Linked DNA regions of Homo sapiens: region 2 is linked to region 1. The links are chromatin loops, found by intact Hi-C in ENCODE. Cell type or tissue: MCF 10A. All regions are shown on one strand. Links, peaks and the distances in the headings refer to the core of each region. The heading gives the core; the rest is flanking DNA.

The links. Hi-C counts contacts between places; a loop is a spot of excess contacts. Peaks named below come from ENCODE experiments on the same cell type or tissue, not always from the same donor. Only the 100,000 strongest peaks of a DNase experiment are listed, where the experiment ranks them.
Region 2: a loop joins it to region 1, with 5 times the contacts of the local background. A loop is called at or near these places in 1 of 110 quality-filtered maps.

Annotation. Positions count from the first base shown.
Region 1 is chr2:19,647,121-19,652,507 of GRCh38, reverse strand. The region is part of intron 2 of LOC124905977; the gene reads left to right. Among named protein-coding and RNA genes, the nearest start is that of LINC01808, 180 kb to the right of the region's middle. In MCF 10A, for the core only: no CTCF peak of the experiment used is centred there; DNase peaks (open chromatin) are centred at 2,527 and 3,707.
Region 2 is chr2:19,574,284-19,579,670 of GRCh38, reverse strand. No RefSeq gene overlaps it. Among named protein-coding and RNA genes, the nearest start is that of LINC01808, 110 kb to the right of the region's middle. RefSeq lists an enhancer at 3,214-5,317. In MCF 10A, for the core only: no CTCF peak of the experiment used is centred there; a DNase peak (open chromatin) is centred at 3,060.

The DNA of each region.
Region 1 (5,387 bases), core at 292-5,291:
TCTTGATCAATCCTTGTCAAGTGGCATTGTTTACGGGGAATGTAGCCTCTCTGCGAGTTAGGGGTGTGTGCGTGTGTGTGCATTTGTGCATATGCGCGCATGCACGCATATGCTTATGAGGAGAGACAGTGGTAGCAAGGTGACAGCAGAGATGAGGCATGACAGGTAGAAAGGGTTCCTAAATCAGAGTAAGAGGACTGTGTTCAAAGCAATGGCTCTGTCATGTCCTGGCAATGTGTACTTGGGCCAGTCACTGTGCTCTCTGAATGTGAGATTTCTTTGCTAGAAAAATGGATAATAATCCCTTCCCTGCTTACCGTCTTCCCAGGGCTGTTAGGATGACAAAGGAGAGGACGTATATGCAACATCATCCCATAGACTATAAATCAATAAACAAAATGGTGTGTGTGTGTTGGAGGGGGTGGGATATTATACACTCATAGGAAATCAGTAACAGCTTTAGAGCTCACCAGGCCCAATCCTCTGATTTTAGATAAGTTCAGAAAAGTTGAGAGGCTTGCTAAGGACATACAACATTAGGCTGATGACATAAGTGGTTAGATACAAAATAAGATGGAACTCATATGTATTTGGAAATTTAAAGAAATATTCAGAAAAATAACTCTATCTACTCTTAAAACAAGACTCCACCACCACCATGGAGCTGCTTTTTAGCTTTGTTTTGTTTTCATCACAGCTGTGGATGTTTCTGTCAACATTATTCCAAACTAATGTTCGGTTTGGATTTCTAACTGCCATAAAATCTCTCAACAAAGACACCACGTTCCTCTTTGTGGATTCCTTGGTTTCTTCCCTGACCACGCTGTTACTCTGTGACCTAGGAAAATGAGCCAGGGCGGGAGAGCAAGGGATTCACCAAGAAATGCTCACATTGGAGAATGATCCTGACCTCTGGATCATAAAGTGTGGATCATTGGCAAATTGCTTAAGATAACACTGTGGCAGGGAAAGTAATGTTCAGTTTAAAAAAAAAACTGGCATCAATTCTCTGAGGGAGAGAATTGTCTTTTGTTCTGCTAAATACTTTGATTACTTTTTGGAGTGTGGAAGGTGAGCTTCCCCCCAGGACATGGCTTAACTGAGCTAGACTGGATATGGCTTCCAATCTTGGCTGTGCATTAGAATCATCTGAGCTTTGAAAAAAATATGCATGCATGTACCCCACCTTTAGAGCCTCTGATGTGATTGGTCTATGCATGGGTATCTAAAAAAAAATTCCCCAGGAGATGTGATTCCCCTAGGCCAGAACCAAACAAGAGGGGCAGGGAGAAGAGTGACAGAAGTGGAGGGGCTGATGCTTGATGGGATACAAGAGAAGGAAAACGAATTCAATCTGGGTGGCAGTGGGTTGGGGCTCTTTGCAAAGAGATGGCAGTGAGGAGTTTTTAACAAGCAAGGGGTGTTAAAAAAGGAGTCACTGGCATTTAATTTTAGGTTGGTTGTTGTGATGCAGTGTAACCCCACCCTATACCTTCAAATTCCCATGGAAAGTCTCTACCTGCCAAGGCTAGTGTCCGTAGTACTGCGGGGAACGTGCAAAAACTAAGGCAGGCTCCAGTGATGGGCCGAGAAATTCCGACACCTGCAGAAGATGAAACTGGAGCAGGGTTAAGAATTCAGGAAGAATGGGAAATTGGAGCTAGAGGGAACTGGGACAAATAGAACCACCCTAAGAATCTTCTGATATATTGCCAGAGATGCTGGGGCTCCTACTGTTGGTGGGCAAAGCATTGAAGGTGATTTTATTTTAGTCTGAATACATAGCCACCAAGAACATGAACACTTACAAAGAGCTGAGACTTAAGCCAAGGAATAAGAAATAATTCACCATCTTCCACTCCATCCACCTTTCACACTCCACATGTGGAATATTTTATAGCTATCACAGCTCATTTGCATTCTTCTTGTTTTGAGCCTTCCAACAGGCCTCAGAGGTGGGTGAGGAGGGAATTTGTCACATTTCATTGGTGAGAAAAGGTAGTCATCAGTAGCTGGAAACTTGTGTACAGCGAGTTACAGCAGTGGTGGAGCTGTGGCTCCTGGCCTGAGCTTAGTGATCGCCCCGCCATTCCAGGCTGACGTTGGTTTTTCTGACCACCTCAGCCCTGGAGGGAGATCTTCTAAGACTCTCTAACAATGTGAGTTCCATATTCAACCATTATTTAATCTCTTCTCGTTCTTCCATTTTTCGTCTCCCCTCTCTTTCTTTTCTCTCCTGTTTCCCTTCTCCATCCCTCCTCCCCACTTCCCCAGTTCCCCATCTCCTCATCCTCCTCGGCCACTGCTTCTTTAGCATTTACAGGCCCGTGCTTTCACTGGATGGATCTCCCCCCAGAGCAGTAGCTTCACATATGAAGTACGTACAAAAATGTTTTCTAGTCCTTCTTCATTATTTGGTCTTCTGTGTTTCTTTATCCCGTTCCAGGATGAGTCAAATGTTCTTACCAGCATGTATTGCAGAATCACCGAGCCTGGAATTGGAAAGCACTTGCCCTCCCTATCTGTAAGGAACTTCCTGGGCTTGCTCACCATCACCACAAATTGTTGATGTAACACTCATTCTCGGCAGATACTGAGTACTAAATATGCTAACTGGTTTCAGCTGACCTTTGCTCTAGATTCAAAAGAAAGGAATGGTGACCCATTTTTCCCACATGGAAGTAAATAGCTGAGTGTATTTTATGCCCAGGTGTTTGCCATATAGCTTGATAGAAAACCATGTCCTGGAAAACTATAAGCCAATCTAACTTATAGAAATAAACGGAGTGAGAATCATTATTTTTTATTGGTACCACTTAATGTAAAGAAAATGCACATTTTCCAAAAATATGGAAAAAACATTGCGTTTGCCTTATTGGGTCCAAATGTTAGGTTTAAATTATTTTACTATGCAAAGTTTCTTTCATATCTTGGCAGTAGTGATTTCCATTTTTATTCCTTTGGTATCCATAATCTTATGAGAATCAAAAACATATGCTTTGAGATCACTGGATAGCTCCTCCTCCAACATGTAAAAAAATGCATGGGGAAGGTTATTGCTCTGGTAGCAAAAATACCAGGAACGCTATGGGAGAAAATTATGAGGACATCTAGGCTGGATGGGAAAGAGGTTCAAAGGTGCATTCTGGTTTTCATGCTTTTGATTTGCAAGTCATTAGACTGGAAGAGCCTCTGCCTCCTGCTGACTGCCACTAGGAATGAAATTTTTTCTTGCCTATTAGGGGATGCTTATTCAATGACTCCAGGTTTGTAGTATGTGAGGAGAATGAGAGGACTGGATTCTCCAGTGCTTCTTGAGATGGGGCACTTGTTGTCTGGAGGACTGGGCTAAAAGTAGATGGACTTCTGGCATTCCTTTGTCTGCAGGAGGAGGGGGCATTTGGCAGAGTAGGAGATGTATCATGGGGGTTTCAATCTCAGGAATTTTAGGCTCACAGAGATCAGGATAAGTCAATAAAAAGATTGAGTGCTTTACGTTCTTGCCTGAAAAAGTAATTATTAGAGAACAAATTTTGAGAACAGTCAGATATTAAGGGAAGGGAAGGTGAGAAGGTATGTGGAGAAGAAGAGAAAGGGCAGATGGAGGCTCAGCATCCCCCAGGGGTAGGATGTCAAGGGTTCGTGTTGGCCTTGCCCATGCACTGGGCTGTAGTCCAGCTGTTATGTCAGCAGGTTACACAGTGCTTCAGGGATCCTCACTCAGCCAGCCTCATTTTGCAATGTTTTAAATCCTTTTACTGGGAAGTGATGATTCAGTGCAATGTCATAGGGATCCCAGTGTAGGGTGGGAGCAAACTGACATGGTGCTACATTTCAGACCCTAGGTGTACCCAGAGAGATAAAAGATATGATTCTAATGCTATCAGTTTGAGTTTTGTCTGCCTCCAGAACAGAATGTACCATCTGTAGAGGTGACTGGACTTAGACTCAGAGCTGGGCAAACTTTAAGGCCTCTATACAACAAGCATGGTGGTCGAACACCTGTAAAGAAGTGGCTTCGGTCGGGCGCGGTGGCTCACGCCTGTAATCCCAGCACTTTGGGAGGCCGAAGCAGGCGGATCACAAGGTCAGGAGATCGACACTGTCCTGGCTAATGTGGTGAAACCCCGTCTCTACTAAAAATATAAAAAATTAGCCGGGCATGGTGGCAGGCACCTGTAATCCCAGCTACTTGGGAGGCTGAGGCAGGACAATCGCTTGAACTCAGGAGGTGGAGGTTGCAGTGAGCTGAGATTGCACCACTGCACTCCAGCCTGGGTGACAGAGCGAGACCAGGTCTCAAAAAAAAAAAAAAGAAGTGGCTTCATAGGCCTCACCTGTTGTTGGGGATGTAACTCGGAGGACTGAGCTGGCTCACAATTTTGCTTATTCCTTGTTCCAGGAGTAGCCCACGAGAGCCCTAAAAGCATTGGATTCAGAGCAAAGGGCTCAACTAGAGTTTTTGGATCCCATTGATTTTAGTGGGTTCATAAACTCTATTTGTGGAATATTATACACAGATCTGTGTATTCCGGAGATACAGAACTTTCATAAAATGCCATACACATTTTTGACTCCAAAAAAAAAAAAAGGCTAAAAATCTCTAAAATGGGGAATTCTCTACTTTTGGTGAAAATGGAGTAGTGATTACTATTAGTTAGAATCTTGTTTTTCTCAGAAGCCAGGGCTGGAGATGTTCCTCCAACTGTGCCTGCTTTTCCCATTCTGTCTTTCTCTCATCCCCCACTGCAGAGTTGGTGGCACCGGGACCTGAAGTCTTCTATCTCTTTTCCTTCATGTGCTACTCTCACTTCCCTAGCCAGGATGTGGGGTTGGTAAAAACAGGTCCCTTCTACCTGACGCTTGTAACTCGAGGCCCAGCCCTGAAGATCTGAGTTCTGGAGACTAGAGTTTCATGGCGATTGTTAAGGTGATTGTTGCAGGATTTTCAATGCCCTTCAAATCTGCTGCTCCTTCTCTTTCTGATTCAAACCCAGGGACTGTCCAGTGCAATGGCTCCAGACAATAGGAGCCTGTGATTTTGTTTCTCCAGTGATATTTGCTGATAGTTTCTGTGGTCTGCAGGTCTCTTTTGATGGGTAAGTGAGCTTACTTTTCAGTATGATATGGAACCCAAATCAGGCATTTAAGACTACATCTGATATATGGCTGACCTGTCCAGCCTAAGGTCTCTCCTCCCCTGTCTCAATTTCCCTCCAGGCCAAGCCTCTAATGTTTCCCAAAACACCCAGGACCACATCATTCCCTTGCCTCCTTTGTACCTGCTGTTTGTCTTGTCTGGGCTGTGGCCTTGCTCTGTGTACACAGCCAGATGCCCCACATTTTCTCTGTCCTTGAGTTTATGATTAGTGAACAAGTATCTTAAT
Region 2 (5,387 bases), core at 183-5,182, 73 kb after region 1:
ATCAGAACACATCAGAGAAGCCCAAACCCAGTTGTCTTCAAAAATGTCAAGGTCATGCAATGTGTGATCCTGGATAAGATCCAGGAAAAAAAAGTTCTAAAAAAAACCAAACCCACAAAACTTTTGCTATCCAGGATGCTGGTGAGATATTTTGCAAAATGTGGCTATAATCTGTAGACTAGACAATAGTACTGTATCAAGGTTAATTTCTGATTTTAATAATTATACTGTGGTCGTGCAAGAGAATGTCCTTGTTTTAGGAAATATACAGAGATATTTAGACATTAAGGGGCATCATGTCTGCAACTCTCAAAGGATTCAGAAAAATGTAAATATGCGTGTTTGTCTAGAGAAAGAGAGAATGATAAAGTAAATGTGCTAAAGTATTAACATTTGGAGAATCTAGGAAAAATTATATAAAAATTCTTTGTATTATTTTTGTAAATTTTTTTGTAAGTATGATAAAGATATTGAAATACATGTGTATATGTATATATTCCTGCATGGATGAGAAGCAATATAGCACAGTGGTGAGGCACGCAGGCCTTGGAGCCAGACTTCCTAGGTTCAAATCCTGGCTGGACCACTTGGGAACTGTGTTACTTTTTACTTAAGCTCTCTGAGCCTGAATGATGTTGGATGATACTGGTGCATACACTGGCTGCTTGTAAAAATTAAATGAGTTAAAGCCTGTGACAAGCTTAAAAAAGTGCAAACATGTGGCAAGTATGCAATACATGCCAGCTCTTATTACACAATATAGAGCCTTTGATAATTATTAACAATCATTTAGTTATAAGACATATGGTATATACATATTTGTTGACCTACTGTGCTATCTTTTCAAATAATTTACATATTTAATTTTACAACCTTCACTTAAAGTATAATAGCAAGAAATATCTTCTCCATTATATAGATGTGTAAACTAAGGCCAAGAAAGTTTATGAAACTTACCTAAGAACCCCCATAGCTGATAATTGGCACAACTTGGAGCTGATTTCAGGTGTCCTGACAATTAATCTGAGAGGCCATTCTTCTCTGCAGGTGTGGCCAATATCACTGTTCTCATTTGCCATCTTTTAAACTCTGAGTGAGAAATGTCCTGGGAGAAAGTGGCTTCAAGGGGCCTTCCATCACGCATGTTGTTATCTGCTTATCCATTGTCAAAAGCTGCAGTTATGGCGAGGGAGGGCGAAGGGAGCATGGATTCTCCCAGTGATTACTGACTGGTTCCTTGAATCAGATCCAGAAAGAATTGGTTAGTCCCTGATTCTGAGGATGAAAAGCATCCCTGGCAGGGAAACTCTAAGGCTGCCTTCTGAGGAGCCTTAGAATACAACATCAGGGCATCTTTATAGAAATGTTATATGCTCTATGTCACAGTACATGATTGTACAAATTATAGTAAACACGTAGGCATTCTGGAAACTGTGGATTCTGTTTGGAAGGAGGCTTAAAGTCCCCTTAGACTTAAATAACCATCTTTCAAAACAACAACAACAAAAGCAGAAAGCAACAAGAGTTTTCTGAGAAACAGCTTTCATCTGGACTTCAGAAGGCCAAGAAACTGGATTCCTGCCTCCCTGGGTCTCATGATCTTCAGTGGGGCCTCGACCAGACAGATGTTATTACTATAAACCAATCTCTGGCAACCTCAGATGGAAAGGGAAGCACCTCTCAATTTGTCAGGGGTAATAACTTCCCTGCATTTACTTACTGCTTTATAATTTGCACAGCTTTCTATTAGACATTTCCATTGATTCGCTCAACAAGTATGTTTGCTGGGTGGGGGAGAGGCTGTGATTCCTCTTGAATAGATGACAAAACCACGGGCTAGTAGAGGCTAAACAAATAATTCATGAGCCAGTATTAGAAGGTGGGATCCCTGAGTCTGGAACCAATGCTACTTACTGACATGGTCTCTTTAGTCCTTACTTTCCTATTTTGGAGGTTATTTTATTTTATTTTGACATTGCTACTTATGCATTATCCATATGTTTATTTACCAGTATTTATTCATTCCAGCCTGCATCATCCTGCCATCCTTTCAGGCATTTTTGGGTTATCTCATCAGTTTTAAGTCTGGAAGCGCTCAGAGGATGTGGAAAACCTCAACTAGTTGCTTAAAAAGAAGGAAAATTGTGAGAATAAATCTGCTGCCAATATGATCACAAAATGCATGATAAACCAACAGAAATGGTTCTGAAGGTTAACTCTTAGTTTAAGTTTTCTGGAGTAAAGTCATCTCCATCTGCATGACTAATTGAGAGCTGGAAATGTTTTCGTTTGTTCAATCATGGTGAGCATCAACTATGGTCCAGATGCTAAGTTCTTCCTTCTTTCCTCATCTAGGTGAGAGGCTGCATGTTTTTAAGCCCAGCAGTCTTAGTTATGGAGGTTATAGACTTGAATTCTAGCCCTTTTGTCACCAAGACCTTTTAACATCTGTGTTGCAGTGGGACCAATCTAATACTTGCACCTCCTACCTTACTGTGACAAGAAAATAAAATGTTGTCAAAAGCCTTTTGCAGATTTCAGAGTGTTCCTCAAATGTAAGATGGTATTTCAGTAATGATAATGCCAAAGATAATGAAAATTGCTTGTGGGAATTGCTACTTCTCTCATGCTTCCTAAGTTTTGCATAGATGAGAAGAATACGTGCAATGAATAGAATAGTAAATGTCATTTATATAACTATGTGAAGGAATGAATTGAACAGAACTGTAAATTACCTTTTCATAGTATTTCTATTGAATCAAAAAGTTTACTAGCATAAACATTTCCTTAGCAGGTACTAAAATTAAAGGCCTTTATATAGAAAGCCTTTCACTTCTATCCATCCTTTAAAACTTGGCTCAGCTGTCACCTTCTCCAGGGAGCCTTCTGGGACTCACTCCTCCTTCTTAAGCTGGCTGGATAAAATGGCCTTTCTCTGCTGCTATAATATGTGGGCTTATTTCTACTTCTTGTCTGATGTTGTAATTACCTGCGTGTGTGCTCTCTCACCCTCTAGATTGTCTTATTCATCATTGCATCCTGAATGTCCAGTGCAATTCCTGGCGTGTTATTTTTGCCTTAGGAAATGTTTCCTGAATGCATGGCCAAACATTTACCAGTTCAAACAAGGCTTGGCTTGTAAACACAATGGAGAATGAGGTCAAGGAAATGTGGTTCACTTTTGCCATAAAGTGCTTACATATTGCACTCTCTACCACGGTGCTTCATGATTTTTTCAACCTCTTATGTGATTATCCCCCCAAAAAACCCCATGGGCTAGAAAAAGCTATAATGACTTTAGTAGTTTGAATGGTTTAATATTTTCTTAAATCAAGTGTGGCTTATTTTCATCGTAAGAAAAAAAGACAGGAAGAATCAGAAGATGTAAGGCAGGAAGAATCAGAAGATGGTCCCTTCCCCCAGAAAGTTTTCAAAAATCCTGCCTGGCCTTTGGGAGTTCCCATGAGAGTATGGAACATAAGGAATCACTATGATATAGGCATATTTGAACATTTTTAAAAAGATTAAACATGATATAGTACTGGAACTGAGCATGGGAGATTGAAGTCCTGGATTTTATGCTTTCCCTTGCTACAGGGGATGGAAAGAATATTGTTTCTCCTTAAAATGATTTATTTAAATGGGTAGGTTAGAATTCTACTTAAAACCTAGTGTCTGAATGCACCTGTTTAAGTCAGCTTCTTGTTCTCCCAGGTATTTAGGCATTGAATTTTCCCCATTAGGAGAGTGATTGACACTGTGGCCCTTACAATAACACATGATTATAACTCTGCAAATGGCAATTACATTCAATGGAAACCAGATGTTGCATGGAATTTGACTCTCTTGGTTTCTTGGTGAAGTAGATGAATTTGTAAAGTAGAAAACCACAATCATTACTCAGATGGACTGTACATGAATTAATGACATAATATCTAAATCATATATGGCTGAAAATAATGATTAACTTAAACTATCAAGATAAGCTAATGAAAAACAGACTCTTAAAAAATTAAAGATGTGTTTTCTTCAATACATATTTTATCCATGTACTAATAACAAAACCAGACTTATTTTTATGTCTCTTCAGTCTCAAGGAAGAAAAAAATATTTAAAAAGAAGCTCTTTTCGGCAGTTAACATTAGGGAGAAAGTGAACAACTATGATAGTTTTTCTTGGCTCGTGAATTTTTGGAGCGTCTGAAATCAATCTTTTAAAATTATATTGTTGTTAAGGACAGCCAGCAGTGTTTTATGCTGAATGACACAGAGACAGTATATTTTTAAGGACACATTTGGCATGCAAAATATCAGCTTGATATGCCTGCATAATGCATAACCTCTCAAATACAAGTTCTTTTCCTCTCCCCATGTCTCTCCAGAGCCTGTGCGCAAATGTGTGTGCACACACATGCATACACACACACACACACACAGACACTATGACTGCTCAGGTCAGGAAGGCAAATCAGTGTTCCACACAAATCCACACTGTCCCTTGAAAAGCTCAGCCTTTAGTTAGCAACCTCCTGAGTGGTTAAGTTTGCAAACCTTGGCCCATCATTTCCACTGTCATGAATTCTCAATGACATCATCACTGTAAAATTAGGAACTCTCTTTCTTTTCCTGCAGATGTGAAACTTTGACATTGCATTCCATGGGCCCGTGCCACATTTCATCAGCGTTTTTCCTTTGCTTTCTCCAAAGCCTGTGGCCGCATGTGGCGCATAGATTGCCAGTGCTATTTGGGATCTCATATCAAATGCTGCTACCTAATCCCAGGCGGCCTTCCACAGCCCACACCTGCAGCTCATTGAATCCTCCTGGAGTACAAAGGGCTGATTTACAGCATGAAGGATCCAGGCACTGGTTGCAGCTGGGGCTCCAGCAGGAAAAGGAAGTTGTTCATCATCTTGTGTGCATTTCATTAACAATAGTGTACCCGATATGTGGCTTATAGAATAATTTCAAATCACTGACAGAGAGCATTATGGCATTTGGCACTACTAGGAAAAATACTTCAGGATGGGCAAATTAAACCTGAGCGTGAGGTTTCTATGCGACCCTCTGGAACGGTGTGCGCTGATTTACACGAGGTGGGTTGACCTTGTGATATTTTCTGATTCCTTGGGCATTTTCCCATTTCTCATTTCTTTCCTTTTGTCTTTGAAGCAGCCCTGGGGTAGAATCAGAATATCCTTAGCTTTCTGTTCTTTTCATGTATTAACAACCAAGAGCTCAGAGTAACCTGTGCTAAGCATGCTGTTTAGAAACTAACCACTTGAGGAAATGGCTGTGTAGCTGGTGAGATGGGAGCTCCACAGCTGAATGTGACAAAGAGTGTGTCCCTTTCTCCTTTGAGTTTTCATGGCTGTACCTGTGAGTGAG